3 separate regions of the Mus musculus genome follow, and regions 1 and 3 are each linked to region 2. The links are chromatin loops, found by intact Hi-C in ENCODE. Cell type or tissue: left cerebral cortex. All regions are shown on one strand. Each heading gives the region's core, and the rest is flanking DNA. Links, peaks and the distances in the headings are about the cores only. Region 1 overlaps Akap6 (A kinase (PRKA) anchor protein 6). Region 2 overlaps Akap6 (A kinase (PRKA) anchor protein 6). Region 3 overlaps Akap6 (A kinase (PRKA) anchor protein 6).

Region 1 (10,858 bases), core at 1,150-9,149, 98 kb before region 2:
AAATTCCTTCATATATGCCAAGTTTTCAGCCAGGAGGACATTTCTGGGTTATAAATCTTAGCACATTGGATTTTACTGCCTTTTTTTTTTTTTTACAACAGAGCAATGCCTTTTAATACTCAAAACTGCATCCCAAGAAACCTTCCTTCCAAACACCACACCGAGTTCTTTGTTATGAATTAAATACATACTCTAAGCAATGCTGGTAGATTTAGGCTTGGTGGATAAAGAATGGACAATTCGTGGCAGGTGAGATGCCCATGGGTTGTGGGGGTGATGGTCCCTGCTTGTCAAGCCTGAAGACCTGAGTTTGATCCCTAAGACCTATGTGGTAGAAGGAGAAAACTGATCTACACTCTGACACACACCTTGGCACATGCATTTGTGCATATCCACAATAAATAACTATAATAAAACTTCTAAAAGAATTAATGATTACATTTTTTGTTAAAATTTTATGTGCCAAAAGGGCAGACTTCATGTCTGTGGTGTGTATGGCTTGTCTCCAGTATATGGCAATATGTCTGGGGCATTTAGAAACAATAATTATACTTCCAAAATATTTCCAGCAACATTTATTCAATTGTTAAACTCTGTTAATTAAAAGTATGCTATTATTTCATGACTTTATCAAGTAAGTCATTGAGTATAAAATTTCGTGTTTTTTAAATATTAAATATAAAACCAAAATCTTTATCCTGGAAAACTAAAAACAGGAAAGACAGTTGTTAATAATAATCATCACTGTGCTGTCAATTGACCAAATTACTATCAGGAGAAAAGAAGAAAAGAGGGAGAAGAAAGGAAAAGACACCATTATAATTGAGTTGTAAATAGCACCTCCATGTAAAACTGATAACATAAATGTGGAGGCAATCTCTAATCTCTCAGCCAATAGCATTCAGATAGAACGTTCATTATTAATATTAACTAAGGGAATATTTTTAAATGCTGACTATAGATTTAGACTTGGTAGCTCAAATTTAAGAATGAACAGTAGAGAATAGAGAGGTGGATTAATAGGGAGAGGCACTTTGTGCTGAACCTGATTTATATATATATATAAATATGTATATATATATGTGTGTGTGTGTGTGTGTGTGTTTGTGTATACATACACACATGTATATATACACATATGTGTATGTATATATGTATATATGTGTGTGTTGAACTTGATTTTATCTATCTATCTATCTATCTATCTATCTATCTATCTAATGACATGCACTGTGCAAATTTGAGTATAAAAGTCAACAGTATATGCAGGTGAGAACATGGTTAGCAATTAGAGATGTTTGGCACATACATCAGCAAGTTTTGCTTTTGGAACTATGGTAACATGAGAGCTTACCCATTTTCATTTTCCTAATTATTTTTAATGTAAAAATGAATGGATTTTATTAGAACATTTTCAAATACACAAATCATTGTACTTTGCTCATATTAATAACCCCCCCATTGCCATCAGTTGTCATTCCTGTAAGACCTAGGAGAGTTATTTACGTAGTACACATCATAGAAAATTAGAATTGCAGGCTGGAGAAAGACTTAGTGGATAAAGTTGGTTGATGACCTAAGTCTGAGGCCCAGAGTCAACATCGTGGAAGAAGGGGGACCGACTCCTATAGGTTGTCCTCTGTGCTTCACTTGTGCATCATGGCACACATATGCCTATCTATAAATAAATACATCTAGGAAAAAAAGGGGGATTTGGCTTCACTTGAGATAAGTATTTTCAAAGATTGTGGTCAATAAGAAGGTAAGACAAAGAATGAAGAACATGGATGGGCGTAGTCTACTCTTTAATCCTGAGGTCAATCCTTTTTAGAAGCTGCTTCCAGGTAAACTTGACTATTACATCTCTCTTCCATCGTTCTAGAGGCTGACACATCGGTTTTATTTTAGGGTTTCTCCAATATTTTCATTTTAAATAACATTTACGCTTTTCATAATTTATAAAATGCCAATTATTATCATACGTGGTATTTTATATATTCCACCTAGCAATTAATTGTGAATTTTTTTTGAAGAATGAAAGTATTTAATTTTACTGAGGTGCCCTAAGGAAACCCTGAGGTCTCAATTATGTTCCTTGGCACCTTTAAAAGATAATAGCTTCAAAACACAACAGAGTTCTGTCTGTGACTCTGGTAGAAACACTGAGGTAGAACTAGACTGGCCATGCTTCTGTTCTCAATGGCCTACTGCCTTCTTCCCAAGTGCCTATTCCTTCTCATTATTAATACCAAAGATATTTATTTATAGATTAAATGTGTAGTGTACAGAAATTCACATTAAAGAAAAAATTAATCCCACAGCAAGGTAGAAATATTAATGTAAGAACATTTTTCATCTGAAGGGTGGGGTATCCTTTTTTATTTACTGGTATGGAAGACTACAGGACAAGCTTATGATTGAGTGATTTAATTTTGTCATTTTCCTAATTTGAATAGGTTGCATATAATCTTGATGCTATCAAAGAAGAAGAATATGTAAACACAAAATTGTGACCAAGGTAGAATAAATAATTACTATTAGTTGTGTTGTAGAGGTATCAATTTGGGCTTATGCAGTTATGAAAAGGCTAAACTATCCATCATTGAGAATTAGAATTTGGTTGGTAGTTGTGATGAACTTGTATTTTACTCTTATTTATGTCCACCTTGAGCTCCACTAGGGCTTACTATCTTCTCACTGTGTTCTTACTTCCTGTTCCTGAGCTGGGACACACTGAGACCTGAAAACTTGCAGGAAGAATGTTGCTGTCCATATGATTTGCTTCCTCCTCCTCCTCCTCCTCCTCCTCCTCCTCCTCCCTCTCCCCTCCCCCTTCCCCTCCCCCTCCTCCTTTTCTTCCTCCTTCTTTTCACTCTCATCTGCCTGATGGATGCCTAAGACCCGTTCCGTGAGATGTTGGTTGTCTTATGAACCACAGGGGAATAATCTTTATATTCATTGAACCTGGCAGAAATAAATCTCTACGACTGAGCTAATTGGAATATTTTCTATGACATGGAAGTGCAGCAGAAGATCTCCAGTTCAGCTAGCATTTCATAATCCATGTTTTGATAATACTTCCACAAGTTTCCATTCTTCCCAGTTTGTATTAGAAAAAGAATTAAAATACAAAACCACCACTGGGAGCCTTTTCTGTTTAAAAATAACAACAAGAGTAGGGCTGCTAGGGTCAGTGCCACAAATCCCAGGTATCACCCAACTAGAGCACTGAGTTTAGCCTTTAAAACACTTTAACAGAAGTAAATCATTCCTCGCCCACTGCCCACGCTGCCGCTCAGATCTGTGTCCTGCAAGGGTGGACGTTCCCAGGGTTGAGTAAGTTCGCTCAGCAACACTCTCCCACTTGAATCATCATGCAATCGCTGTTTCCTCCCAAATATTACAAAGTTAACTCTTAGGGGGTTTGTACAGCTATTCAGTTCTATGGAGGGTGAGGAGTTTAGTAGAACTTTATGGACTAAAAGCGACCTCAAAGGCATCTTTATTTCATTTCTTCCCTTCGAGGATTTTAAAAAATTCATTTCAGATAAGAGGAAATTTATCCTTAAGATCTTTCCAGAAGGAATTCTACAACCTCCCATTAAAATGTTTAACAACTTTCTCTATCCTGGAAGTCTTCTTATATCCAGTGTAAACGCCTTCTGTTGTTAGGTTTAATTGTCAAATCAACCAGAACCTATGCTCTATAATTAAATATCTTCACGCTCTTCTATGTAGTCACATTTTCCCAAGTTTTTGCAGTTTTCTTCTCACACTAGCAAAACCATATTTTTAGATCATTTATTTCAGTTTTGTCTACACTCCATCCAACTAAGACTACTCCCATGCTCTTTTCTAAGAGAAAACACGCCAACGCCAGCAGAGAGATTACTGGCATAGTCATATATGTGATGATCATAGCAAGCTCCATGGATTTTACAATCGGCATTTTCAGCTCTTTCATTGGCAGCTAACAAAGGGCTTCATGAGCAGGATGGGACATGTCAAGGGATGGTTTTACATATAGTGAGCACCGGAAAATGAGAGCTCCTGTCTCTAGCTGCATATGTAGCAGAAGATGGCCTAGTCGGCCATCACTGGGTAGAGAGGCCCCTTGGTCTTGCAAACTTTATGTGCCTCAGTACAGGGGAACACCAGGGCCAAGCTGTGGGAGTGGGTGGGTAGGGGAGTGGTGGGGAGGGTATGGGGGACTTTTGGGATAGCATGTGAAATGTAAATGAAGAAAATACCTAATTAAAAAATGTAAAAAAAAAATTTTAAATTGATATTTCATAAAAAAAGTGCTGCATATGACCTATCAATGTTTGAAGAAAGGGCTGATGAAGCATTGTCTGCAAAAGAAAACCCCATAAAGCTCTTGTTTTCTACAGAGAGCTGGTGTATATTGGGCATTATATGGTTGGTTTAGAGCAGTGGTTCTCAACCTCCCTGTGCTGGTTTGAGTAAAACTGGACTCCGTAGCACTATAGAAAGTGGCACTATTAGGAGCTGTGATCTTGTTGGAGTGCCCGTGGCCTTCTGGGAGGAAGTGAGTATCAGTCTTTTCCTGCTACATGCCAATCCAGATGCAGAACTCTCAGCTCCTTCAGCCCCACATCTGCCTGTGTGTTGCCATGCTTCCTGCCATCACAATAATGGACTAAACCTCTGAACTTGTCAGCTCCCATTAAATGGTCTTGTAAACTTTATGCCCCAGTACAGGGGAACGCCAGGGCCAAGAAGTAGGAGAGGGTGAGTAGGGGAGCAGGGCAAGGGGAAAAGTATAGGGGACTTTCTTTGGGATAGCATTTGAAATGTAAGTGAAGAAAATATCTAATAAAAAATTGAAAACTAAGAAATACAAAAAAAAGTTTTCCTTTATGAGAAAAAAAAGAAAATGAATTTAAAAACAAAATGAATGCAACATAAAAATGGGCCCTCAAGCAATCCTCTTTCCATGTGGGGACAGAGACATGTCTTCTTGCTGCTGATATATAATCTATTATTTATGAAGGGGTGAGGCATCATGGCTTGGCCCCAGTTCCCACCTAGAACATACACAGTATGTCAGTTTCTTTGGTTTATTGTCATATATATGGCTATTTTTAATACATTATTTCTGCCTCTTTCTCAAGCTTGGTTACGCCTAGTATTCTAAAAACTATTGATGTAAAGTTTTAAGTATAAAAGAAGCTATGAAAGAAGAAATGGCAAGAGGCAGTATTTTAAGGGAACATGAGGTGGAAAGACAGGAGTACTTTCGCCCACTAAGAAAAAAAAAACGCAGTCTGCAACAGAAACGGAAAAGGGGTCAAAGCAAGTGTATTCCATTCTGTCTCCGAGGCAAAGGTGAGGCTGTGCAAAGCATTTCCAAGTTAGAAAGAGCTTCTTATATTTTAAACCATTGGAAGCACCAGATTGTAGGCTTAGGCCCTAGGGATGATGATCCTCACCTTGAATGGTTCTTGTTAAAGTTCAATCAAACACTGTATCGTCTGCAACAGAAATCTGCCAGTAGATTTGACCTCTCATTTTTAAATAAAGCTTTATTGGGACCCAGCCTTATGCATCGTTTGTGTAGCTGTGGCTCTTTATACAGTAAAGGAGCAGAGCTCAGTACATTGAGCATTGATCACACAGCTGACATCCCTAAACCATTTATAATTTAACACCATGGGAACCATGTGTTAATCCCTATTGTAAACAATAATAATTACAACTGCGCTTTATGAATATACTGTGTTCCTCAGGTTTGAATGATTTCTCAGTTCAATTTTCTGTTTGTTATACTGAACGTCACCTCTTTACCTTCAGTCAGTGTTTAAGGTTCTAATCATCTTTTTACAAAGAACCCAAATTTTTCTTGCTTTTCCGTGCACCGCTAAACAGTTAGTTGGCTCATTTCGCCACCAGGTGGCCTCCTATGCTCTGTTGTGCTTGGAGGACCTAAAGAAAGTGAGAAAATGGCTCTTTCAGCTCTTTGAACTTTAGTCATTCATTGTCTCTAGTACTTCACAGACAGCTTGGCTGCTCTGTGACTCCTTGCATTCCATGTTTGGCCCAAGAACATAAGTAAAATCATACCAACTGCCTTAGGAAACTAATTCTACTTCAGAGACGAAAATAGTTGAGACAGTAAATAATAAAAATAATAAAAAGATTGCAGTGTGTGTGAGTGCGTGTGTGTGTGTGTGTGTGTGTGTGTGTGTGTGTGTGTGTGTGAGAGAGAGAGAGAGAGAGAGAGAGAGAGAGAGAGAGAGAGAGATGCCCCCACAGTGGAGTCCTAATGCAGATGACCTGTTTTGTTTGTTTTGGTTTTAATCACCTTACCTTGCCTCAGCCCCACTCATATTGCACACAGGAGTAGTTGATAGAAGCTTCCTCAAGAGAAGAGAAGACTCGCTCAGACTCAGATCTCCATGTGTAACTCTCTTTTGAAGAGAATCTATATGCCTCATCTTAGGGCTCTAGTCTAGTTTTTAATCTTATAGAGACAGACTCTTGTGAGTCTTTGGTTTACATCACTAAAGACACTATTAAAGAAATCACACGATCAAGTCCCGAAAAAGTAAGCCAGAGATCATTATGCATTGACCAATTTTTATTATTGTTATTTCATTTGTTTGTATGTGTGTGTTGTGTGTATGTATGTAGGTAGGTATGTATGTGTATGTTTGTTTGTATATGTGTATGTAGGTATGTATGTAATGTGTGTGTGTGTGTAGGCACATGCATGCCATGCAGCTCATGTGTAGCTCAGAGGCCAGTGTGTATGAGAGGCCATCAGGATCAGCCATGGTGTTTCCTCTCCTGGCTCTCTCTTCTCGGGTCTCATTTTTCTCATTGTGAAATGAGGAGGGCTTGGACTAAGCTGCTCTAGTGTGGGTTCCAGCTTTGCCATTCTCTCTGGTGTAGAACTACAAACGAGTGTTTCAACGCTTGACTTGGGTCAGTTCTGTGACATCTTACTTCCCACCTTAATCTTCTTGCCTTTTCTGTTTAGCAATGCCTACTAACTGCTCCTCTGTGTCTCACAACATCTAAAGATATAGTTGTTACACCTTTGAAAAATGTCCCATCATTTGAGCAAATTGTTTTCCCTTCTGTTTGCATTGTATTATTGGTTTAGACCTGAGTTATTACATTGGCTCTCAGAACAGGACAGCTAAATGCACTTAGTTTTCTATGAATGTCCAAGTTTGCTTTTTGTTGCTGTCAATTAGTTTTCTATGAATGTCCAAGTTTGCTTTCTGTTGCTGTAACAAAAACCATGACCAAAAGCAACCTGGGGAGGAAAGCTTCAATTCCAGCTTACAGGTTGGTCTGTCACGGAAGGAAGTTAAGGCAGGAGCTAGAAGCAGAAGCCATAGACGAACTCAGCTTACTGGCTCCCTGAGTGGACTTTCTTTCACAGGCCAGGCCCACCTGCCTAGGGAAGGCACCATCCATAGTGGACCAGGTGACTTTACATGCATAGCATCGAAGAAAATGCCCTACAAACATGCCCATAGACCTGTCTGATGGAGCCAATTCCTTAATAAGTGTTCCCTTTTCCCAGGTGAGTCTAACTGACAACCAAAATTAGCCATCACTTTGAGGGAAAGACCTACAGGGCCCTAAGGACATTGGGTAAAGATCTAGCTCAGATGTGGGATCAAAAATGTTGATTTCACTCAACAGTGATTTGTTGAGGTTAGGTTAGGTAAAGGGAGAGAGTAATGGGGTATTATGGGAAAAGATGCAGAGCCACACTTAGGCAGAAGGAATACTTTTTAAATGTTCAGAATACTCTAATGTATAAAGGCAGAAGTAGATACGGCACACAGAGAGAACTGGGGTGTGACTGCTAGCTGTTATAGTGAGTTCTGAATTTATACAGTGAGGCCTGCACAACTCCATGTACGAAGTGAAAACTGCCATGCTGTGCACCTTCAGTGTTAAGTTCTATTAGATATTAATTATATCTCAATAAAGCTGAATAAAAGCAGACTATAACTGAATCAAAGCACTTCAGATGACCTAGTGACAGGCAATCATTCTACCCCCAGATTCCCAATTGCAGAGTCTTCTCTGGAGGACTGTGTGGCTGGACACAAATGGGCTGGGCTTAGAGGCTGATCACAAGTTGGGTTTTTTTTTTTTAATTTGCAAACTGCTTTAATTAATATCAAACCTGGTTAATAATTTAGGAATTTTCCATCACTTTCTGTTTGCCAAAAATACAAAGATACATCTTACCTTAGTTCATACTTTTTAACCCTATGTTTTGAAAGTTGTGTTAGGTCCTAATACAAATATTAAGAATTAACTGGAAGTAGGAAGCTGGCTCAGTCAGGGTCTGGGTTCGAGTATCCTGAACCAATGGGAAGCAAACTCAACATGAATCTGTAATCCCAGCACTCCTAGAGCCAGCTAGGAGCTGGAAAGAAGAGTGTCCCTGAAGCTGGGGACAAGCTATCTGGTATATTCAGTGACAAATAACAAAAGACTTTACCTCAGAAAAGATGGAAAGGACCAATACTTTAGGTTGTCCTTGAATTTCCATCACATACACTATGGCATACACCCACATTCACATATATAAGCGTGGACACACACACACATGTATGCACATGTGCACACCATGTATACATGGTATACACAGATAAAATAAAAAGAATATAAAGCATGCTATGTATTGTGATTTGCTATAGAGGACCCAATACTTTTAAAGGCCATCCCGAGCTAGTGAGTAAGTGAAGGTACTTGCCACCAAGCCTGCAACCAAAATGATGGAAGGAGAGAAGTGACTACTGCCAGTTGTCCTCTGACTCTCAAACGCAAGCCTTGGTGCACATGCGCTCACAAATAAGTAAATGCAATTTTTAAAAATGCAAAGGCCATCCTTCCCTTTAAGTAATTTATAATCTACTTTCTTGAGAAAAGTAAAAGCAAACAGCAGGATATACCAGCAGACAGCAAATCCATGTGCATTCAGAACATACGTGAGCTTTCTCATAGTCTATTTAAGAAATAGTAGTGGAACTGGCATTTGCTGGGGAGAAAAATGAAATAAGGGAACAGATGTAGATCCTCTGAGAAAAACAACAACAACAAACCCTTAGCTCTGAACATTCTCTTGACATGATTCTACAACTTCACCCAAACCAGGAAATCACCCTAGAGAGGAGTAGAGAGCCCACAATGCCTCACAATAGGTTTATCCAGTGCGTTCAATGGACGTTATTAACAGGCAATGTCTTTTGTCTTTCTACTGATAATGCAGTGTTCTACTTTTGGAAGAGAAGTCATGTATACAAGTATATAAACTGTCACTAGGAACATATAAATAGGTGAGAACAGGAGCGCACAGGCACGCAAGCTGGCACGCAACATTTGGATCAAGTTTGCACAAACACTTGGATAGTGCTTATTACATAGCAGGCCTTAGATCTTACACGTTAGTTCATCCAAAGTCATAGCAGCTTTATGGAGTATTAACATTATTCTTGGGCAGAGAATGAAGACCCAAAGAAGTGCTAAGCTGACTATTTGTTTTTAGGGTCTGTGAAGTTCCTAGCACTGGATAATATCACCATGTCCCCTCTTCCCTTCCTAAGAGGAGAGAAAATACTTATACCTTACCTTGTAGATTCTGCAAGAAAGGAATTGAATGTGTATGCAATATTTACTTTTTCAATGATTTTTTTTTTTAAGCCTACAGCACCTGGTATTCCCAAGTGGTCTCCCATCCAAGTACTAACCAGGCCCGACCCTACTTAGCTTCCAAGATCAGACAAGATTAGGTGCATTCAGGGTGGTATGGCCATAGACTCAATGATTCTTCTTTGATGTGTCTTATTTTATTGTCTAATGAGGCCAGAGAAGAATTATAATATATTATTTCTCAGATAGAAAGGGGAGGGGGATTTGCAGTCTTGTGTGCAAATATATAATAGGCCAAGACCAAAAAAAAAACTTATTAGAAAATTCATGGTGTTAAAAATTGAAGAAATTCTTTGAATGATGCAGTTTATATAGATTGTGGAATTCTCACAAACGTGGTCCGATTGCATCTTCAAATGTGAGTGGCTAAAAAGGGCAAGCCTGTCATCTTTGTTTTGCTGGTGGTGAAGCCATGAAAAAACGAAATGACTTCCCTTGGATTCTACAGCATGGCATCATCCATAGGACGAAGACAGGAAGATGGTCCCAGGGCAGATGGCACTCAGCAAGATGTGCTAACTCTCAGTGATGCACAGAGACAGTCCTCCACACCACAGCTTTAGACCCCATCTCTTCTTTAGAACTCAGCCATTGTTGTGGCAACATCCTGCTTGAAATATCCACATCCCACACTTCCCTTTCTTAGACTTCTTGTCTCCTCTCAGTGAGTGCTTAGCCTTTCTCGGCCATCACACTCTCTTCTGCTGTGTGACTATTTCTGGGACTTTATTCACGGAAGACCTCTCCAGCTATACTCTCCCTTTCCTACTTGCTACTTTCTCTCCCTCTAACTGGCTTTTTTATTTTGTTCTGTGAACCTTTAACATTTCCTCTTTATTTTATTACTCTGCCTCTTGTGGTTGAGACTCATACATATAAGTGCTTGTACACGTGTCCCTGCCCCTCTCTTTGTCTCTGTCTCTGTCTCTCTGTCTGTCTCAGTCTCAGTCTCTGTCTCTGTCTCTCTCCATGTCTCTGTCTCTCTCCATATCTCTGTCTCTCTCCATGTCTCTGTCTCTCTCTGTCTCTCCAATATAACAATTTTAATGAACTTCCTTGGTCACTTATGGTAGATTCCTCTCTAGTAGTGGGGTCTTGGTGTGTGCATCAAAGTATTTACCAGTTATTATGACCAAGATTTGCATCTTGGAGT
Region 2 (10,858 bases), core at 1,256-9,255:
GAAGTGCCAGCAAAGAAGATGACAGTTACGTCAATGTGGGTGCCATATTCCTCCCCCTGACAGTTGCACAGAAGGCAAATGTTTAATTATATCAGTGTCCTCATATCCCTCCCCAGTGCCCCAGTGAATGGTTTAGGTTAAATTCCAAGGAAATGGAGATTTTATTTAAAATGCTGACAGAATTTACCATAGAACAAGAAGGTCCAGGCTGCCCTCTACCTGAAGGATAATGTAGAGTCAAGAGTTTCTGTGAAAGAAATTGGCATGTGCAAAGTTGGCCATAAAGAAGATGGAGGACATCGCTCCTTAAAGCTCTATTTTAGGGTCTGAGGTTGAGCGTACTTGTCTAGGGAGGGCAAGGAATAGATCAGGAAAGTCATATGCTGAAAGGGGGTCTTTGTCATCTACAAAGTCTCCTCACCTCACACACACACACTTCTTCTTCAGAACATTATAATGGATGTTCATAAAGCCAAAGTCTCAGCAGTGGGGAGCATTACAGAGCCTCAAAATGTTCTGGGTTCTGTAAATCTAAGGAATGGGTTAGCAATTAACATTCTTACCATTTAGGTGGGCCATTTCTTCAGAATACAAAATGCTGGGCAAGAGGGAGGAAATCTCAGCCTTTCTGAAGGATTAAGGGCAGGGGAGGGGAGGGGAGGGAGGGGAGGGGAGGGGAAGGGAAGGGAAGGGAAGGGAAGGGAAGGGAAGGGAAGGGAAGGGAAGGGAAGGGAAGGGGGAAAAGGGAAAAGGAAAAGAAGGGAAAAGAAGGGGAAAAAGGGGGAAAGAGGGGGAAAGGGGGGGAAGGGGGAAAAGGGGAAAAAAGGGGGAAAGGGGGGAAAAGGGAAAAAAAGGGAAAAAGGGAAAAAAGGGAAAAAAGGGAAAAGGGAAGAGGGAAAAGGGAAGAGGGGAAAAAAGGGAAAAGGGAAGGGAAGGGAAAAGGGAAGGGAAGGGAAAAGGGAAGGGAAGGGAGAAGTTAAAAGTAACTGCCAAGGTCAGCTAAAATGGCCTAGTCAGCCATCACTGGAAAGAGAGGCCCTTTGGACTTGCAAACTTTATATGCCCCAGTACAGGGGAACACCAGGGCCAAAAGGAGGGAGTGGGTGGGTAGGGAATTGGGGGGGTGGGTATGGGGGACTTTTGGGATAGCATTGGAAATGTAAACGAGGAAATACCTAATTAAAAAAAATAATGTAAAAAAAAAAAGGAAAATGACTGAGGCTGAGTGCAGGCTTCTTTAATATGTTTTTTTTTTTTTTTAATTAAAAGTGAATGATTTCCAAGTAGATCCAGTCAGATATTCCCTGGAATTATCATACAAGGGAGTTTTAGGAAGTTTTAAATAACAAGAGACTTGAGGGGAACATAAACCAGGTTTAATCCTTTCCTATGGAAATATTTTACCCCAACCACTTTGAGTTGTTCCTTCAGTACCCCTGAGTTCTGTCCTTCCACAGGCTTGAATCTGTAAACCCACAAAACAGTAGCCGACCAGGACCGTGTCCAGAGACAGGCTAAGCTGCAGGCATCCCTTAGGCTTAGCTCCTGGCACAAGATGGCACAGTTGTCGAGTCCCAGCTTTTGAGACCCTGTTGGAAAATCCTGTGCTGTCACTTGTTAAAGTTGATCAGAGTTACAAAGCGCTTCTCTGAATGCCTGGTTTAATTATTTATCAGCACCGTCAGTACAGTGTCAGGCAAGGGGGTGTTTGAAATTAATACACTATTTGAGTGGACTGATTGATTGCTCCTACGGCTAGAGATTTTAACATTCACTAGATATACAGACTGGTCATTAGTCCTCTCCTTTATCTCTTAGCAAAGAATAAACAGAAATTGTAATAAAAATTCATCACAGTGAATGGACTTGGTATCTAAGTGGCTGTGATAACTGGCCCTGTACTAGATTGACTGCTAGAACACTGACAGCAGGGAAGATCTCTTTTAGAAGGAAAATTAAAAATTATCCCCTAATTAATGTTTGCCTTTATAACTGAAATCTTTTTTTAACTAAATTGGGTTATACAGAGACTCTCCTCCATATCCACTATAATAAAGCACACCTAATTTGTTTGTATGGCAGTCTTTAAGCATTAATTGTAGGAAGGATTGAGGCTTTACAAATGTGCCCTAATATGCTCCAGGTGAGGTTTTCTTCCTCCCACTAAAGAAAGAAAGCTGAGTGGCCTGTTTTCAACCAGACAGTTGAGATAATCTGATTTGTAATGAGAAAACCCTGCCTTCAGAGCTATCACCATTCTCTTTACCTACCAGATCATGGTTTGTTTTTGAAGAGTAAATTGGAAGGGATGGTAAGAAGGAGATATAGCCAAGGGGGAGTCAGGGAACTTATGAGCAACTCTACACATCGTAAGAATTAGTTACCAAATATTGACTGTTTCCCTGGGCACTTATAATTATTTTACATTTCATCCAAGAGTGATTTTGAAGATCAATAGAGCTGTATCTATCTTATAGGTGATGATGCTGATACTCAGAAAGCTTAAATAACTCATGCAAGCTAATGAAGCTGGTGAGAGCAGCCAGGCCATTGGCTTGTTGGCTAGTTCTAGAGTCATGGTCGTCCATCTGCCTCCTTGGCATGAGTGTAGGTAGAGCTGAGAATGCTCTATGGTTCTATCTGTAGGAGAAGTTCTCAGGGCCCACAGTGCATTTTTCACCTTCCTTGGCTCCACAATAGAACCAGATAGCTGGGTGAGAAATGAGGGTGCCGAAAGAGCCGTTTAACAGCTCCATCCCATAGAAGGCCAAGAGAATACTGAGTTCTCATGAAGACAGGCAGAGCACAGAAGAAGGGCACCTAGGCTATTGCATCCCTGGGAGTCAGGGAAGTCTTCAGACAGTTAGAAGCATAGGCAAACCAATAGTAATGATCAACAAAAGTCCAAGTGATATCTCTCTCACAAAGAAAAGATAAAGAAGAAAGGGAGCCAGGAAACAATGGTTAAGGAGCTGCCTGGGAACTCTCAGGAAGATGTGGGCATTGCTCATCTCAGCCAACAGGAGGCAAAGCCTAGTTCTCACAGCCAAGACCAGAAAAGAAAGAAAAATGAAGGTGTATACACTGTTATAGGTTCCTGGGTAAATAGGACTTTAACCTAAAATTAGAGGCAAGAGGGTTATGACGCACAGCAACAGATAGTATTCTACTAGAGACTTAGGGAGGAAATTGCTATGAGAATATATGTACCCTACAATATTTCATGGATTCTACCTTTTAGTCTTCATTTAGCAGTTTTATTTTTAGCTGCTTTAGTTACTTTCACATAACACAACCAAAATATTGACTTAAGTAATTTAAGAGGAAGGGTATTAAATGCAGACACTATTGTATATGCCAGCAAGATTTTGCTGAAAGGACCCTGATATAGCTGTCTCGTGTAAGGCTATGCCAGTGCCTGGTAAATACAGAAGTGGATGCTCACAGTCATCTATTGGATAGAACACAGGGCCCCCAATGGAGGAGCTAGAGAAAGTACTCAAGAAGCTGAAGGGGTCTGCAACCCTATAGGTGGAACAGCAATATGAACTAACCAGTATCCCCAGAGCTTGTGTCTCTAGTTGCATATGTAGCAGAAGATGGCCTAGTCAGCCATCATTGGGAAGAGAGGCCCCTTGGTCTCACAAACCTTATATGTCCCAGTACAGGGGAATGCCAGGGCCAAGAAGTGGGAGTGAGTGGATAGGGGAGCAGGGCGGGGGGGAGGGTATAGGGAACTTTCAGGATAGCATTTGAAATGTAAATGAAGAAAATATCTAAAGAGAGAGAGAGAGAGAGAGAGAGAAAGAGAGAGAGAGGGAGGAAGGGTATTTCTTTTGGCTCATGGTTTCAGAGGGTCCCATTCATAGTCACCTGGCCCCATGCCCTGGGGCATGTAATGGAGGAGCTTTGTCTGCTCTGCTGTGAAGAAATAGCAGAAAAGGGGCTAAGAACAGTTCATCCCAAAGAGCCACCCCAAGTGACATACTTCTTCCTGCTCAATCTTACCTGCAAAGTTCTCCAGAAGCTCCCCAAATTGTGCCACCAGGTGGGGAGCAAGCTTTCAAAACATGAGCCTGTAGGACACATTTCATATCCAACCCTCAATAATCAACCCAAGCTGAGATTTGAAACATAGCACAATCAACAGCAAATGGTTAGGACCATAAAGGATCATGTACTAGTATAGTGATTTTATATTTGAATCTACGTTAATGCCTCAGTGACAGTCACTATTGATAATAGCCCACCCCTACAGTGTTTGGATATTATCTCAAGGAGAACTAGAGTTCTTGATGCTGGTACCTTCCAATCTGCACTTCAGTTTTGTGTTCTAACTTCCAAGAGGTCCTAATAGATAACAATTTTCCGATTATGTTCTCTAATTCTCCCCCCCCCCTCTCTCTCTCTCTCTCTCTCTCTGTCTCTCCTCCCTTCTATTACAGGAGACTCTGAATGTGATTGACCCTGGCTTGATGGACCTGAATGGAATGAGTGAGGATGCCCTGGAATGGGATGAGACAGACATAAGTAACAAACTCATTAGTGTGCATGAAGAATCCAACGACCTTGATCAAGACCTGGAGCCTATGGTCCCAACAGTGAAACTTGAAGAGACACACCACAAGGACTCCGGTTATGAAGAGGAGGCAGGTGACTGTGGAGGGTCCCAGTATACCTCAAATATCACTGCCCCTTCCAGCCCACACATTTACCAAGTGTACAGTCTCCACAATGTTGAGTTCCACGAGGACAGCCACACTCAGTTTCTAAAAAGCAGCCCCAAGTTCACAGGCACAGTGCAGCCCACTGTTTTAACTAAGAGCCTCAGTAAAGATTCTTCATTTTCATCCACAAAATCGTTACCAGACCTTTTAGGGGGTTCCAGCTTGGTGAGGCCTTACTCGTGTCAGAGTGGAGACTTGAGCCAGAATTCAGGCAGTGAGAGTGGAATTGTCAGCGAAGGAGACAATGAGATGCCAACCAACTCCGACATGAGCTTGTTCAGTATGGTCGATGGGTCCCCGAGTAACCCTGAAACACAACATCTGGACCCACAAATGGGAGACGCAGCCAATGTGCTGGAGCAAAAATTTAAAGATGAGGGGGAGTGCATTAAGCTTTCAAGTGTCTCTCAGGCATCTGTCTCACCAGTGGGTTGTGTAAATGGGAAAGCTGGGGACTTAAACAGTATTACCAAACACACCACTGATTGTTTGGGAGACGAATTACAAGGAAAACATGAGGTGTTTACATTTTATGACTACTCGTACCTCCAAGGCTCAAAACTCAAATTCCCAATGATAATGAAACAGCCGCAGAGTGAGAAGGCACATTTGGAGGATCCCCTTCTTCGTGGTTTCTATTTTGATAAAAAGTCCTGCAAACCTAAACATCAGACTTCTGAGTCACAACCAGACGCGCCCCTCCATGAAAAGATCTTGGCAAGTGCCCCCCACGAGATGGGTCGAAGCTCATACAAAAGTAGCGACATAGAGAAGGCACTCACGGGCATCCAGAATGCCCGACAGCTCTCCCTTTTATCTCGTAGCTCATCTGTAGAGTCCCTTTCCCCAGGGGGTGATTTGTTTGGATTGGGAATCTTTAAAAATGGCAGTGACAGCCTCCAGCGAAGCACTTCTTTAGAAAGTTGGTTGACATCCTATAAGAGCAACGAGGATCTTTTTAGCTGTCACAGCTCTGGGGACATAAGTGTGAGCAGTGGCTCGGTTGGTGAGCTGAGCAAGAGGACATTAGATCTTTTGAATCGTCTGGAGAACATACAGAGCCCCTCAGAGCAAAAGATCAAGCGGAGTGTTTCAGATATCACTCTGCAAAGCAGTTCCCAAAAGATGTCCTTCAGTGGCCAGATGTCACTGGATGTCGCATCCTCTATCAATGAAGACTCGCCGGCATCTCTTACCGAACTGAGTAGCAGCGATGAGCTCTCTCTTTGCTCGGAGGACATTGTGTTACACAAAAACAAGGTCCCAGAGTCCAACGCATCATTCAGGAAGCGCCTGAATCGCTCGGTGGCTGATGAGAGCGACGTCAATGTCAGCATGATTGTCAACGTCTCCTGCACCTCTGCTTGCACTGATGACGAAGACGACAGCGACCTCCTCTCCAGCTCCACTCTCACCTTGACGGAAGAAGAGCTGTGTCTCAAAGATGAGGATGACGACTCCAGTATCGCAACGGATGATGAAATTTATGAGGAAAGCAACCTGATGTCTGGGCTGGACTACATCAAGAACGAACTGCAGACGTGGATAAGACCCAAACTTTCCTTGTCGAGAGAAAAGAAACGGCCCAGTGTCACTGATGAAATAAAGGTCAATAAAGATGGAGGAAGTACCGAGAGGGCCAATCCCTCGGACACCCTGGACATTGAGGCCCTTCTAAATTGCTCCATAAAACGTCTCTCTGAAAACAATGGGAATGGCAAGAACCCACCCAGAACTCATGACTTAGGAACCAAAGGTGAAAATAAGAAAAATACGTACGACGTTACTAAAGATCCACATGTGGCCGACATGGAAAATGGCAATGTTGAAAGTACTCCAGAGAGAGAAAAGGAGAAGCCAGAGATCCCAGAGGCATCAGCGAACCTTGCTTCAAATGTGAAAAAGATTTCTGAATCCAAGCACGACGAGTATGAAGCATTAATGGATGGTTCTGATGATTCAAGTGTCACTGGGAAGGAATTTGGTCCCCCAAATGATAGGCATCCTCCACAGATTGGTGCCGATCCCCAGCATCCTGAAAGGGGTGACTGCACATCAGTCCAGAACTCTTGCTCAGGACTACTGTTGGAAACCGGTGGCGGAAGCAGACAAGATAGTGATGGACTCAAATCTTTGTCTAATGATGCACCAAGTGTGGCTAGAAACGCTGCTGGTTGCTGCCTACTCGAACAAAATGAGACAGAGGAAAGTGCTTCTATCAGCAGCAGCACTTCCTGTTGCAACTGCAAGCCAGATGTTTTCCATCAGAAAGATGATGAAGATTGTTCGGTACATGACTTTGTTAAGGAAATCATTGACATGGCATCAACAGCCCTCAAAAGTAAATCACAACCTGAGAGTGAGGTGGCCGCTCCCACGTCACTGACCCAAATTAAGGAGAAAGTGTTAGAGCATTCGCATCGGCCCATACACCTGAGGAAGGGAGATTTTTACTCCTACCTATCTCTTTCGTCCCATGACAGTGACTGTGGGGAGGTCACCAATTACATAGATGAGAAGAGCAACACCCCATTGCCACCAGACACCGTGGACTCTGGCTTAGATGACAAGGAAGACGTGGACTGCTTCTTTGAAGCTTGTGTTGAGGACGAGCCTGCTGATGAGGAAGCCCGTCTCTCCAGTGCCCTTCCAAATGAATCAGAAGTCCAGGATGAAGCTGCTAAGCCAGAACAAATGACAGCCAGCTCTTCTGTGTTCCGTGATGAGACAGACACGGTGCCTCTTTCAGGACTTTCCCCTCAGAAGGGAGCTGATGATGCAAAGGAAGGAGATGGTGCGTCCCACACTTCCCAGGGCTGTGTGGAGAGCGCAGAGCCTACCACCCCCCCAGGAAAGGCCAAGAGAGAGGGGAGTTCAAGAAAGCAAAGTGTATCAGGAACGCCAGAAGAAAACGCTGCTTCAGCCAAACCGAAAATTCAAGCTTTCTCTTTGAATGCAAAACAGCCAAAAGGCAAGGCTGCACTGTATCCCAGCCCCCAAACTTTAACCTGCAAAGAGAAGCTCGTAAGCTTTCATGAAGATCGACATAGTAACATGCATAGGTAGAATGTAATGCCCCCAAGCATGGAACTCATCTCATTGAAAGGTATGTATGAGTATTTCTGCTGTGTGTGTGTGTGTGTGTGTGTGTGTGTGTAGATATGAGTTTACATTAATAGATCCACTATAGAAGACTGGTCAGCATGATTAGCTGTGACACATACACATCTGGATAAGACATTGAGTAGAAACACAGCAGTGGTAGTCACTGTGAAAGGCACAAGGGGACCAGTGGTGACATTTTGACATTTCAAGTGACATTATATTTATTCCATCATTTTGGCAAGAGCAATACAATATTTGAGAAACCAGCTGATCCATTTGGGGTTTTAATTCCTCTGACTAGAGGAGAAAATGCCCCGAGAGTTGCAGGCATTCCTTGAGATCAAAATGCACGTTCAGTAGCTGTATTCCTTACTGCAGCTCCTATTTAGAACTGCCCCGTGATGAGCAAGGGTCAGACTGAAGGCTGTGCCTCCTTCCAGACATGGGTTTTCCCTTAGGCTTCTGCTTCATAGAACTAGCATCCCAGTCACTCCCCTTAACACGGCCTCAGAATCCAAACAGGAGCAAAAAGTTGAGGGAAAAGAAGAGGCTCCTATTTGTACACACACAGATGAAGCACCAGCGCAAAACGCGCATATTGGGAGGATACGTGACAAGTTAATGGCGTCTCGATAAAAACAGAATTTTTGAATTTTGCCTGAAGGTGACAGGCTGATTGCCATCAATTTTTTTTTGAGAAATTCATTCCACTTTTCATATTTAATAAGACAGCTATTGATTGATAATCCTGAGGTGGTGATACAGCTCTAGAAGCGATACGGAGACTCTGTTATCTCCCATTTCTAAGACCCAGTGGTGAATGCACTTGCTCAATCAAGTTTAAAGAGAAATTTAGCTTTCAAACCTGAGAGTTGTGTTTCACCAAAGTATGAGGTGCATAACGCCCCTCCACCCCCACTACAGAAGCCTAATGCCGTAACCTAAACTCGTGCTATAGGAAATGAATTACAGAAGCAATCTACCCTAATTTGTTAACTTATTCAAATAACAGTTATTATACTTAACTATGCTAAAGATTATCTTTTTTGTGGCAGATTGTTTATTTTTTTGATGAGCCTAATTACTGATTTTCTAAAAGTAATTTACATTTATTACAAATACATCTTTTAAAATGTGACAGATAAATGTTGTTCCCATAATGTATTATGAAAAAAGTTACTATTTAAAAACACATTATTTAATTTGAAAGATGAATGGCAAACATCATTATTTTTTTTCCTGCAACACCTGTGCCCTGAGCTCATTAAAATGTGCGATTCTATGTTGAGCTGCTAGAATGTGGTGCGAGGGGGGAATCTATACCATATATATACCCTAAAAATAAACTCAGTATGCAAAACTGAAGAAAGGCATCCTACTTACTGATGTAGCTTCACTAATTTTCTATTTCAGACACTATTTACAATTGGTTGCAAGTGAGAACAAAAGAGGGAGAGAGAGAGATGTGTTTTCTGTGAGTTGTGGCCACCCTATAATCACACCCTCCATCAGTATGCAGTAAAACTGACCATTAAGGGAGAGTAACCGGGATACCATAAGCCGCCTCAGAACAGGTTCTATTAGAACTGATTGGATGCAGGCTCTGCCCGCCTCTGCAGAAGGACCCAGAATGCCTGGCTGATTTTGTTTTCTGAAAAAGGATAAAGGCTTGAAAGCAACAGCGTTGTGAGCATGCCACCCTGTGACTGTGACCCTCAAGTCAGCAGCCCTGCTGAGATCTGGAGCAGAGACGCGCTGGCCCTAGTGAAGGCTCTGGGATGCATTCTCCCTGTTTGATCCTCTGGGAGTCTCTTCTCTTCCTCACACAGAGAAATGGAATTGAAATGAAATGTAAATGATGAGCAATTCCATTTTTTGACTTGAGGGGAAGTGGTGGTGCTGATAGATCTGTGTAATTGTTACATTTTACAAGCATAGATGGTGTAAAAATATATCAGCCACTTGCCTGCCCATCAGAAGGGTTCTCTTGTGCCCCACACCAGGCTGTACTGTGGGCAAAGGGAACAAGCAGCCAGATTTTACTTCTGTAGAACTGACATCGCCCCCAAGTGACTTGTTATAAGCCTAGAGCTATGTGAACAGCCATAGATTGCTCCTATCCACCTTTGAGGGTGTGTGAGCACAAGTGTGAGTGCTTGCGTGTGTGAGTGTGTGTGTGTGTGTGTGCGCGCGCGCGCGCGTGCACATGTGCATGTACAGTGTGAATGCCTATGTGTACATGTGTGTTTGTGCGTGAGTGTATGCATGTGTGTATGTGTGTGTATGCAGTGTGAATGCATGTGTGCATGTGTGTGTGTGTCTATGTCTAAGTACCATGTTAACAAAACATGTTTGTGCCTGATCTTTTGCTTAGTTATAAGCACTGGGTGTAAATTTGCACGGACCTGTCAGGTGTCGAAGTGCTGTCACCTGAGAAGTTATTCAATCTGAAAAGGCTGCTAAGCTCCCAGAACTCCTTGTCAGGGTGTGTACTGAAGTTACATCGAGACTTTACAACCACATGAACTTAACTGTAGTCAGTGTTCCTTCCACTCTGTCCAAAAGCGGCAGAAGTTCTTCCTTTTAAAAGCCATTTGGGGGCTGTGAGATGGCATGGCCTTTGTACCAGGACATCACAATTCACCCAAGCCAATTTGCTGGCGCTCTTTTCCCAGAAATAGATTATCAGATGAAATGACTACAAGTCCATTCGAACGTGTTTACAATGTGTTTAGAACCAGGCAGATAGTCTGCAACCAGAACAGATTCTTTTCAAAGAGTTCTGAAAATTATTTTATCTACTGTGTTCTAATTAAAAACCTCTGAACTCATCTGAGAAGATTTGCTGTGGCCTAACAGTGGTGCGTTTGCACGTACTTCCAGCACACTGCTCGACTCTTCACTGTATCCATCTGTGTGAAAATGGAGAGGCCAGTTAGAATCACATCAAAGGGGAGGTAACTGGCTAGATCCAGCTCTTCCTGCCTAATTTGGAGAGAGCACGTGGTGTAGGTCTGGAATTCCTC
Region 3 (10,858 bases), core at 1,352-9,351, 110 kb before region 2:
TTATCACAACCCAAACCAAACTAGAACAGCTGGGAGAGGAAGAAAAGGACGAATTTTAAGATCAGCATCGAAGCTTTAAATATATGATAGCCTCCTTAATTAATTCATTCTCCTTAGGGAGGAATGACTTAGTGGATGCCCAGGTTTTCAGATCTCCTGTTCTTTTCCATCCTTTTCTCCAAAATGACAGCTGAGCCAATGAAGGTTTACACGACCTTGTGATTCTTGAATAGAGTGGCTAAACACAGGCTTTGGGTACAGGCTAGCTGGATTCTCAGGCAAGCTGCTCCCTGCAGACAGCTGTGGCTGTTTTACTTGTTGTTTTCTGTTGGCTTGATCAGACCGTAGAGGAATTCTTGCTGACTAAGCCCCATCTCTGCCCTCATGGATCCTACCAGTTTTCTAAGAAGCCTGGCATCACATGTTGGATCCCCACCTCCCTGTCCTTAGGTTCATGGTGCCTTTGTTGCCATGGAAACACCTCTGTCCAGTGTAGCCATTAAACTTTCAGAGATCTTGGAGTCTTCTCTTGGAGGAGATTAGGTAACTAGGATGTCAAAGGGAGTCTTAATCGTCTCCTTCCATCTGCACACCCCTGCTTGTTGCAGGTGCACCTCGTAAGGCAAGCTCCTTCCATAGTTCCTAGTGGGAGATGGAGCTGAGGATTCTGCGCTTTCTGCTTCCCCCTCAGCCTGCCTTAGATGCCCGCTCTCAAGGATTTGGGCCAATAGAGAAGGGGAAAAGATACATTAGAGTATCCACTCCTCCTGTCTTTCTTTGGTTCTTGTTCTCAAAGCCCACTGAAATGACAGGCTGGCCACTCACTCCTCCCTCCCCTTGCATTTAATTTTCCTCTGGATCCTACTCTGCACAGTTTGTGGGTGATATTTTACCTTTACTTGATTTTATTAGTAAAATATTGGAAGGTGTTAGGGGAAGGAAATGTTAGCCATAATTTAGACTGCATTTCTAAGTGACCATAGACTTAGTAGTTATTCTTTATTATTCACAGACTTAACTTTGAAATCCTGATGATTTATCTTTCTACAGTGGTTGATTTGTTGTTGAATGGGAATATTAATTCATATTTCACAAATATACTGGGAATACCTTGTGCGATCCAAGCATCAACAGCACTTGCTAGGAACACAGAATTGCATCCTCCTTCCTATGAGTTAGTACCTTCATTTTCCTAGAATCTTCAACTGTGTTTGTATCTCCACTGAGTCTGAAAGCATTGTCACAGACCACCATAGACCTGCTGAAGTTCCCGTGTGCCTTAGGTACCCATGTCTCTGGCATCTAGTGTACACTTACTAATAGTTCCACGATCAAGGATCTTTATAATTATGCTAAAACAATTGAAACAAAATAGACAGCTCCAGATCTAGTTTTCCCCCTCCCAGATCCACCTTAAACTTGTTTGACATATCTATTAAGATTAAGTATATAGTATGCATTTTTTCTGGAAAAGCAATCTGACACCGAGAGACAAGAACACAGCGGTAATGAAATCCCCCCATTGACTAGTCCACATTCGCAGCTGGGGTCACTACTCTATGAGCACTAGCAGGGAATCTACAATCTGTGCTCACTGAGTTTGACAAAACTGTAGCATTTCTCTTAGGGGTGGTTTGGAGGTGGGAGGACAAAGTCATAGTTTCCATCCTGCACTTTCATTTTCTGATCACAGTGTTTTAGAAGAATCTGGGCTTTACTTATTCACCAGGCTTTCAATAGAGAATCACATTAATCCTTTTAAGCTCCTTATTCTAATGATTTATTTTGTTGAAAACCATAGTGATACTCCTTTGAATTTTAATGATCGCTGGCTATTCAAAGATTCATTGTTTTGACTTCCTGTCCTTACCTTTGTTTCCTGCATGTCTGTGGGGAACACCTGTCTAATACTGGATCTGCCACTGGTTCTCGCTGGCTTACCAGAGTCACTCAAGCCTATCTCTGAGTGTTAAGTTGAAACGCTAGCTACTCATCCATGACAATAAATGTAGGATGTATGTTTGCAGAGATAGGCAGGTAGACAGGCGAGGGACGGATGAATGATTGAGTCATTTTCCGGAGAAAAGAATGTTTTTGGATTTGTTAGCATATGTTATCATTGTTGAAAATCTGGAAAATAATTTAGTAATAAACACTGAGGTGCCCCATCTAGGAAATTGAAATGAGAAAGCAGTTTTGGGTTTTGAAAGTGCTGTCTTTACCCTTAATCTGGGATTATGAAACTTTGGCAAATTGCTGGCCCTCCACTTCTCAGTCTGCGAAGGGATGGCATGCTTCCTATCAAGGACATAGTCACGGTTTCTTTGTTTGGAAAGGGGCAGTAGATGGTAATCACCATGACGTGGCTCAGGAGGGAGCATAGGAATTATATGTTGTGCTTTCCAAACCTGGGAAGTGGCTCTGTCACAGCCCTGCATTCCTGCTCTGTCCTCTGTGAAACCACACAGAGGATTTTCCTTCTCCTCTTACAGGTATTCACCCAGGAACACCCTGGGTTCTCAAGAATATATTATTCTAATATGAGATTTTTAACAACTACACTGTATTTATGCATAATACATTTTCGTGCCTTATCTTCAGGCTTCTGGACTTTGATTCAGAATATCAGGAGCTCTGGGATTGGCTGATTGACATGGAGTCCCTTGTGATGGACAGCCACGACCTGATGATGTCAGAGGAGCAGCAGCAGCATCTTTACAAGGTTAGAGCTACCCTTCCTGCTTTTACTTTGCGGTGGAAGATCTGATTAGCCTGACAAGTGTCTCTCTCAGGATAGCTTTGTGTTCATTGTATGTATCATGGTGTCTATTAGAATTCCCTCCCCTGTCCTCAAACTCATTTCCCTCCCTAGTGTGCTGACAGGCCGCACCGACATCATAATTCCAAGAAAGTTCCCTTTATCACATCCTGTTTGGTGTAATTCTAAAGAAGGACAAAGCTTTATCTTCAAGACCAATAGCAATAAACGAAACTGCATTAATAAAAAGACTGAAACAAAGCAAAGCAGAGACGGGCTGGTGACATTTAACAGGATGTGTTTCCATTGGAGCACTCAGGTAGATTTGGTCCACTCCTCAGAGCTTCTCAGAGAAGACAGAGATTTGCCTTCATTTTGACTTGTTGTTACCAAAGCACAGGGCTCATGCAATTTGAGGTATGTTAGTGATGCATACAACAGGCTCTCTCATTAAATCTGTGCATTTCAGGTTGTTTAAGAGTTCTCGCTTGGAATTCATATTGATCTCAGACAATACATCTGATAACTATCTATATTGCTTCCATGTCTGCCAGATCCCCCTTAACCTAGAGTGTTTTACCAATTCTACTTAAATAGCTTTAGAAATCCTTACAAAACAATCATGTGATTTTTACTGGGAGGAAAAATGGCTGTAAGCCTCAGAGTCCCTGAAAAGGCTGTGGGGGAAGGAAGAGGGACGTTCTACTGAAATATCAGGCTGCAGTAAATCTTCCTCATTTAAGCAATTTTTATTGGAGTAATTCTGACAGTTGTCATCCTTGAATTGCTTTGAGCATATGGCATATTTCAAAGAGCAGATTGTGAATCATAAAAAATAAAATTAATAACTAACCACAGCATCAGCAACAGTATAATGACAAGAAACAACTACCCTCTAGCTTTTTAAAAATCCTTATAGAATAAGAAGTATACTCAAGGTCAAATAAAAGTTATCTTCTTCAATTTTACCATTTTAGGTAAACCCTTCTTTCACAAAGTATTTTAACTTTTTTCTCCCTTCATGAGAGAGACATATACTTTAACAGAGTCTGATTGACATTAATTATTGTCCCTTGAGAATCATCTTAGTTAAGAAAAGATATAGGCTCCCTGTGGACTCCGCAACTGGGGACATTTTACTCTCTGAAGAATTCTGTATAGCATTGATGTCGTTCATTGACTTTTCTGTTTCCTGTATGGCTAGCTGTCCACAGAACCCAAATTGTTTTCCAACATACCACTTCCCAACTCACGTAACTAAAGCCAGGCTATTTCACATCTTATGTCAGGACCGGAAATTACATATGAAAGATGCTTTAGAAACCTGTATTAATTCAGTGCTAGAAAAATATTTTATTTCTGAAGCATCATCTCAGAACTTATTGGAGTCACGTTGCCAAATAACATTTCTTCTTGAAACATTTTGTATTTTGCCTATAAGCCATTATTTTTTTTTCTGAAACAGTGCTGTTCTTTGTCAAAATCACAGCCATATAATTTACATCACAATTAATAGGAAATCAGTGAATGAAAAAAGCAGTTGTCTTTTTTTCTTGTGGTTTTTTTGTAAGTGCTTTTCCTGAGAATTCCCATCCTGGTGAGCACTGAGTCATTACTCCACCCACTCAGGATGTCTGGGTTAAAGTATTTCTCCAAACCTTTTCCATACCGTGTCGCTTTCATCGGTGACTCAGCCTTTCACTGTGCCTCTGCTTCTAGGTGTTCAACATAGATATTCTCTTTGCATTTGGTTTCGTAAAGAAACTATAACCAAGAAACCAAAGGAAAATGCTACAGGTCTGCAAGGATCTTGATGTGAGCCCCAGAGAACTGCAGAGATCTAGAAACTTCCAAAGCAATCCTGGGGATATGGAGTTAGGAATCCTGTAGAAGTGTGGCTTTTAGATTAGAAAAAAACTTAACGAGGAGAATTGGTTTGAGGTCTTGCTCAAGAATTTCGAGGGCTCTTCGGGTCAAGTCAACATTGTCAGTGCTCGATTCCTGTGTTCAGATCTGCTTTCTGGGGAAGCCACTTTACTGATGACTTGGTAAAGGAGAATCTGTAGCCTGTTGCTCAAAGAGACTCTTGGGAGACCGGAGCTCTTTGGTTGCTCCCTGGTCTTCTTAACTTTATCATGCCACGAGACCACCTTGAGCATTTTTATCATCGGCTTCCAGCACCTCTGCCAATCAATGCTTTATCAAACTTTTTATTAAAAGCACCATTGGTGTTTTGAGTTTTGGGAACTATGTCTCCCAGCAGAGAGTGCTTGCTATCCTTATGCCTGAGCTAAAAGAAGATCTGAACCCACCTCAGAGGATTTCTAACCTATAATACTTAACCTATCTTCATTTCTTTTTACATCTCTTATAGTTGTGTGTGTGTGTATACCGCTTTGAATACATGGTGGTCAAAGACCAATTTATGAGAGTTTAGTTCTCACCTTCTACCAATGGGAAGCCAGGAACCAAATTCATGAATTCAAGCTTGGCACCAAGTATCTCTGTCTGCTGAGCTATCTTGCCGGCTTTTGCATTTATTGAAAGTGTTAACATTTAACCAGGTGGTAGTGGTACACACCTTTAATCCCAGTACTTGGAAGGAAGAGGCAAATGACTTTCTGTGAGTTTGAGAACCAGTTTGGTCTACAGAGAAAGTCTTAGGACACCCAGGGCTACATAAAGAAACCCTGTCTCAAAAAAGGGGGTGGGGAGGTGGGTATTAACATCAAGAGAAATGCCTTGCACTTATCACACACACACACACACACACACACACACACACACACACACACACACACAAGCCAAGCATGAGAGTGTATGCCTAGTGCATGCCTATAATCCCAGCTAGGAGAATAACTTTATTTGGGAACATTCTTGATGCCCTATATGAAGTGGGTTCAAACCCCAAACAACTATGAAAAATGGAAAAAAAGCTCATCCTGTGTGGCATAATTGAAAAGGATAATGGTGAATTTTCTAAAGCAACTCTCGAGTCGAGTGAGGGTAACAACTAAAGCAAGCATGAGCAAGGACAGCTCTTCATCCTGCCTCCGTTGTATCTCAACATACACACTCAGCCTTTGTTCTTCTGTCCCTGGGTAGCTCTGTATTCCACCACCCAACTCCTTCGCTGGCATAGATGGCTGGGTCCAGATTTATGCTTTGCTATGGTCCTAGGTGAGCCCCAGCAACCTAGGGAACCTAGCCTTTCCAGTGCTCAGAAAGCAAAGCTTACTTAGCACTTCCCACGGGAGCTGCTGCTTCCCCATCTGCTTTTATCCTCTGGTCTCTAGAAAGTCGTTTACCCTCAACTTCTAAATGTGGCAGAACTCATTCAGCATACCTCCTCAGTGGGATGCTCCTTGTTTTATGCTGTTTATCTCAAGCCAGCCAAACACAAAGGAACGTACACAGGGACAGAAGAGGCTAGGATAGGCAATGCATGCATTGACACGAGATGACGGAGTTTACCTCCCTCGGTACAGCCATGAAATATAAAGCACATTTTCTGTTTAAGCCATTTCCTGTTTTCATATTGTTAGACATTTAAGAGCCTCTCTTTCTAATTAATTTTACACTGCATCATTTTGAGAACAACTCAATTCATACTAAAAATTAACTATTTGCTTGATTACATTTTCTTTCCAATTTTGGGATGGTACCACCAGTGCTTTCCCTGCCCCCTTCTCTTTTTTGCCCTACCTCTGAATAGGAGCCCTCTGTGTCTATTTTCTAATAAACGCTGGCAGCTTCTTCAGCCTAGAAAATACGAACATCAACCCTTCTTGTTTTTTCTTCCTCCATCTGAGAATTGCCTCCAAGGAGAAGTTGCTCCCTCCCTCTCAGGTTCTTTCTCTCCATTCTTTCTACTCTCCTAAGTAGGACAATTTAATTTGTCAAAAGTAACCACCGTGATTTCGAAAGTTCAGCTCCTATTTGGACTAGAGTTACGGAGCCAGAATTCATAATACGAGGAGCTGTCATTCTGCTGGTCTGTGTGTGCATTAACTATTAATGGAGAAATATTTAAAAACCCACTTGCAAAGGAAAAGCCCCATTTTTTTTCCATTTCTGCAGATCAAAGGTGACATTATTCTTGGGCTCGAGGAAGCTCTGTCACCTCCTCCCATCCTACACACTTTATAGACTGAGTGATCTGGAAATCTGTCATGGATGGGAGAGCTGGACTCTGCTGCGGCTCCTCTCCCAGCAGTCACCGCTGTCTTCACGGTCCTTTAAAGGCGCACCCTCTCTGGACCACCTGACCTCCACCAGTTTTATACTGCCTACAAAGCACAGACCACAGAGCTCACCATAATCCTGTGTTGATGTATTAACCAAAGGAAGTGCTAGTCTCAGCACTCGGGTGCAGTGGTTGGAGTCTGGTGATTATTATTATAACTGAACAATAGTTACTTTCAGATGACATGAATAGGTGTATGTCTTGAGAGAGTCCCTTAGCTATGCCGCAACAATATTAGCTCATAGGATTTCCAAGGAGCTAAAAGTAACTCTGCCAGCTTGAAAGCAATCTCAAAACTTACCCATCAAGACTTTCATACCAGGAAATTTACAGTGGATTTTTTTATATTTAATTTTTAAATTTTATTATTTTGTTTATTATTTATATATTTACCATATAGTTGTACATTTTAAGGAAACAATACAAGTTTTCTGTATCTTTCTCCATTAGTGTCTGATCCTAATGTCCTGTTTGTTAAAATGAACAATTTGTTTTGCCTAATAGTTACTGAATGTATTGATTAATTCTTATATTTATGAATTTTGGATTGTTAAGAATCTTCATGAAAATACTTTCTATATATATACATACAAACATATATATGTATACATACAAACATATATATGTATACATACAAACATATATATTTATACATACAAACATATATGTATATATACATACAAACATGTATATGTATACATACAAACATATATATGTTATACATATATATGTATACATATATTATGTGTATATATGTATACATATATTATATGTATATATGTATATATACATGTATACATACAAACATATATATATATACATACAAACATATATATGTATACATAAAAAATATATATATATATGTGTGTGTGTGTGTGTGTGTGTGTGTGTGTGTGTGTATGAGATGCAGTAGCACCTCCACAGAGTGCTATGAGGGAAGAAGGTTTTAAAGTAAAAATACAAACCAGAACTAGGGAAAATATGCATAGGCCAGCGGCTTGTTCTGTGAGAAGAGTAAGTATGGCTGACAAGAGCTGCATAGCCTGTAGCATCCCTCTCAGCTAAAAAAATAGAAGTTTGAGTTTCCTGGTAGCAAAAGCAAAAAAGGAAATATGTTCACTTATACAGTATGCGTTTTGTATGAAAAAGCCATAATAGTGCCTTTGAAGAAGCTAAGGCCATTGGATATATATATATATATATATATATATATATATATATATATCATGTCTACGAATATTTATTAAGTAGTTCTTTTGTACAAGTAAAATGGCAAATACAGTATTTGTAACATCTGAACTAATTTACAGTTCAATGACTTAGTCGCTAAGTAAATGTTAGAGACTTGGAGCACAGACCTCGCCAAGAGACTCCTGTTGATGAAAGTTAACCAAGCAAACAGAGGCAACAGGGGTGAATTAAAGTACTAGACAAATAAACATGGTTGAAATGCTAAGTAAAAACGACCTGGCAAGGAGAGAGTGAGGCTTAGAAGCAATGACGGGGAAGGGTGCACTTGGAGGAGCTCAGGAAAACACCATGTAGAAAAGTCGGGTAGGTGTGTAAAAAGCTTTGCAACTTTAAATGTGTGTGAAGTACGATTATATATTCCAAGGAATAAGAAATACAGAGTAAAAGAAGATAAATGGGACATACTTGGCTTGTTATCTTACGACAGCTGATGCCAAAGTGATGTTGTCATTGCTATGAACTGATCATAGAAAACAGATTAATCACGCTATGCCTATATTTTATAAACTCACGAATATCAACCCCCTGGAATAGATTCCTTTCATTTTGCTTTGGATGGAGCTGTTGTAAATAATTTCAGATGTTCCTTGATCCTCTCATGGCTAAACTCGAGTTCCTACAACTGGATTGTATATCTGCCTCATGGTTCAGGCTGTGTTGATTGGGCTTAGAATTAAAGAATATCTACTGAATATATATTATTTTTATATGTTGGTTTATAGACTAGAAATGTGAATTGAAATTTGAATTCTGATAATTGGGCATTATATTTGGATTTCAGTACCAAATTTTACATTTCAATATTGATTGTACCAAATGAAACAAATTAGCAATCATTCAAACAGTTAGGGAAAATGACACCACACACACACACACACACACACACACACACATACACACACACTTCTTGACAATTTTTTTTTACCTCATTCTTAGTTGATTAATTGGATAGCCTAATTGTATGTTACATTTAAAACTCCATTAAGAAAAGAAAAGTATGCTTAAAATCATTATAATATTTCAAATAACATTATCTGGTCATTTTTAAAGTGACCAGAACTGAATAAAATCCACCCATCTCCACTGCTATCTAGAAATGAACTTGCTTCATTTTTATTAAAGTTCAAAAAGCCCTTAGATTAACTGTCACATTAATTTGGGCATTGATGAATCACTGTTTGATATGGATACTCAGATTTATATTTTTCTCTTTTTAATTTGAGAGAGGGCAAAACTCTTCATGGAATGTTTAGGGGAAAGGCCGATGGGATGTTCCCAAACAACCTATGAAAAATAGTTCCTGCTGGAGCTTGTAAGTTCTATTTGATTCACCTTTTTTTTTTAAAGGGGAGGGAAAGAAGAAAGATTTTAGAGACTAGGATGCTAGGAAACAGTTGGCTCTGTACAGAGGTCGAGGAAGGGAAGCCCTGCCAAGAGTCTCCAAGAGTCTCCTGTGGTGCTGCTGTCCGGAAGGTGCGCTGGCTCTGGGGCTGGCCCTGTGGCATTGTGGCGCTGTTCTCTCTCTGGCTGGCCGGCTCTGGCCTAGAGTGGATCAAACAAGCTGTGGGGGGAAAGTTTCCCTCATTTGCATCACTTCTAGACAGCCCTGTCTTACTCTTTGCTGACAGGAAATCACTGTCTTTGTCACCTTTTCTCAGGGCCCTCCTTTTGGCAGAGATGGGCCATGTGACCACGTTTAATCACAACAGCAGGGCTGGCTGGAGGCTCTGACAGGTTTTCCTCCGCACTTCAATAAATGGGGTGGAGGAGTCAGGAGGAAATGACTACATTAATTTTATAGTGAAAAAGATAATTAACACTTGAAGGCCTGATGCTCTAACGCTAGAACCTATGGGGTTACTATTCAAAACAAAGTAAATTTATCAAAAACTTGTGAAAACTATCTTATTATTATTTATTTTAATCTTGAATGGTGAGATCTGGGCACGTTAGAGGGAAAAGGAGCAGGCAGGAGAGAGGGAGTGATTGCATGTGAGGAAGAGAGAGGAGTGGGGGAAAAAGAAGAGGAAATCCTAGCAGGCATTAGCTCTGTTTGCAAAAGCAACTTAACTGGGCTAAAGCTCCGCCATTCCGGGGCTGGAGGCGGGAGCGTGTAAAGTGCCGCCTCGATGATATGAATAGACACGGGCAAACAAAAGCAGCAGTGTGCTCCTAGAAAACTCTGCTTAAAGGAGTTTCCCTGGCAACAGAAATGCCGTTCCAAAAGTAGACAGAACTTTCCTCAGAAAACATACTATTAATAACAACCTTCCGGAACAACTTGGAACAATTTGACGACTTGGCAATAATGCTGCCAAGCGTCGAGCAAATTAATCTCACACATAGAGTTTATATTTCTCTTGTCTGTGGTTCTGCTGGGGCCCGCCTAGACCTCTGCTTTTCAGTGGCTCAGGGGTGAAAAGTATTTCTCAGTGCTGCCATGGAAAAAGGAAACTAAAGAGACCTCAGTGTCCAACATCACTGGCCAACGGTTGTGTTCAGCCTTGGGAACCTACCAAGAGATTTTAGTTTGAGGAGATGAGTGTATTCCAGTGAGAACTGCTACAGGAAATCACACACTTTAATCGCCCTCTTGAATATCT

The links. Peaks named below come from ENCODE experiments on the same cell type or tissue, not always from the same donor. Only the 100,000 strongest peaks of a DNase experiment are listed, where the experiment ranks them.
Region 1: it touches region 2 in a loop (2.5-fold over the local background); 3 of 42 quality-filtered maps call a loop at or near these places.
Region 3: it touches region 2 in a loop (2.1-fold over the local background); 3 of 42 quality-filtered maps call a loop at or near these places.

What each region holds. Positions count from the first base shown.
Region 1 is chr12:53,037,014-53,047,871 of GRCm38, forward strand. The region is part of intron 9 of Akap6 (A kinase (PRKA) anchor protein 6); the gene reads left to right. It also overlaps n-R5s58. Among named protein-coding and RNA genes, the nearest start is that of Npas3, 210 kb to the right of the region's middle. In left cerebral cortex, for the core only: a CTCF peak has its summit at 5,895; DNase peaks (open chromatin) are centred at 3,847 and 5,921.
Region 2 is chr12:53,134,936-53,145,793 of GRCm38, forward strand. Akap6 (A kinase (PRKA) anchor protein 6) reads left to right here. Exons shown (of 14, transcript NM_198111.2): 13 at 4,446-7,833. The coding sequence ends at 7,793. Among named protein-coding and RNA genes, the nearest start is that of Npas3, 110 kb to the right of the region's middle. In left cerebral cortex, for the core only: no CTCF peak of the experiment used is centred there; a DNase peak (open chromatin) is centred at 5,872.
Region 3 is chr12:53,023,120-53,033,977 of GRCm38, forward strand. It overlaps Akap6 (A kinase (PRKA) anchor protein 6), which reads left to right. Exons shown (of 14, transcript NM_198111.2): 9 at 2,602-2,722. Among named protein-coding and RNA genes, the nearest start is that of Npas3, 220 kb to the right of the region's middle. In left cerebral cortex, for the core only: no CTCF peak of the experiment used is centred there; DNase peaks (open chromatin) are centred at 4,412 and 6,000.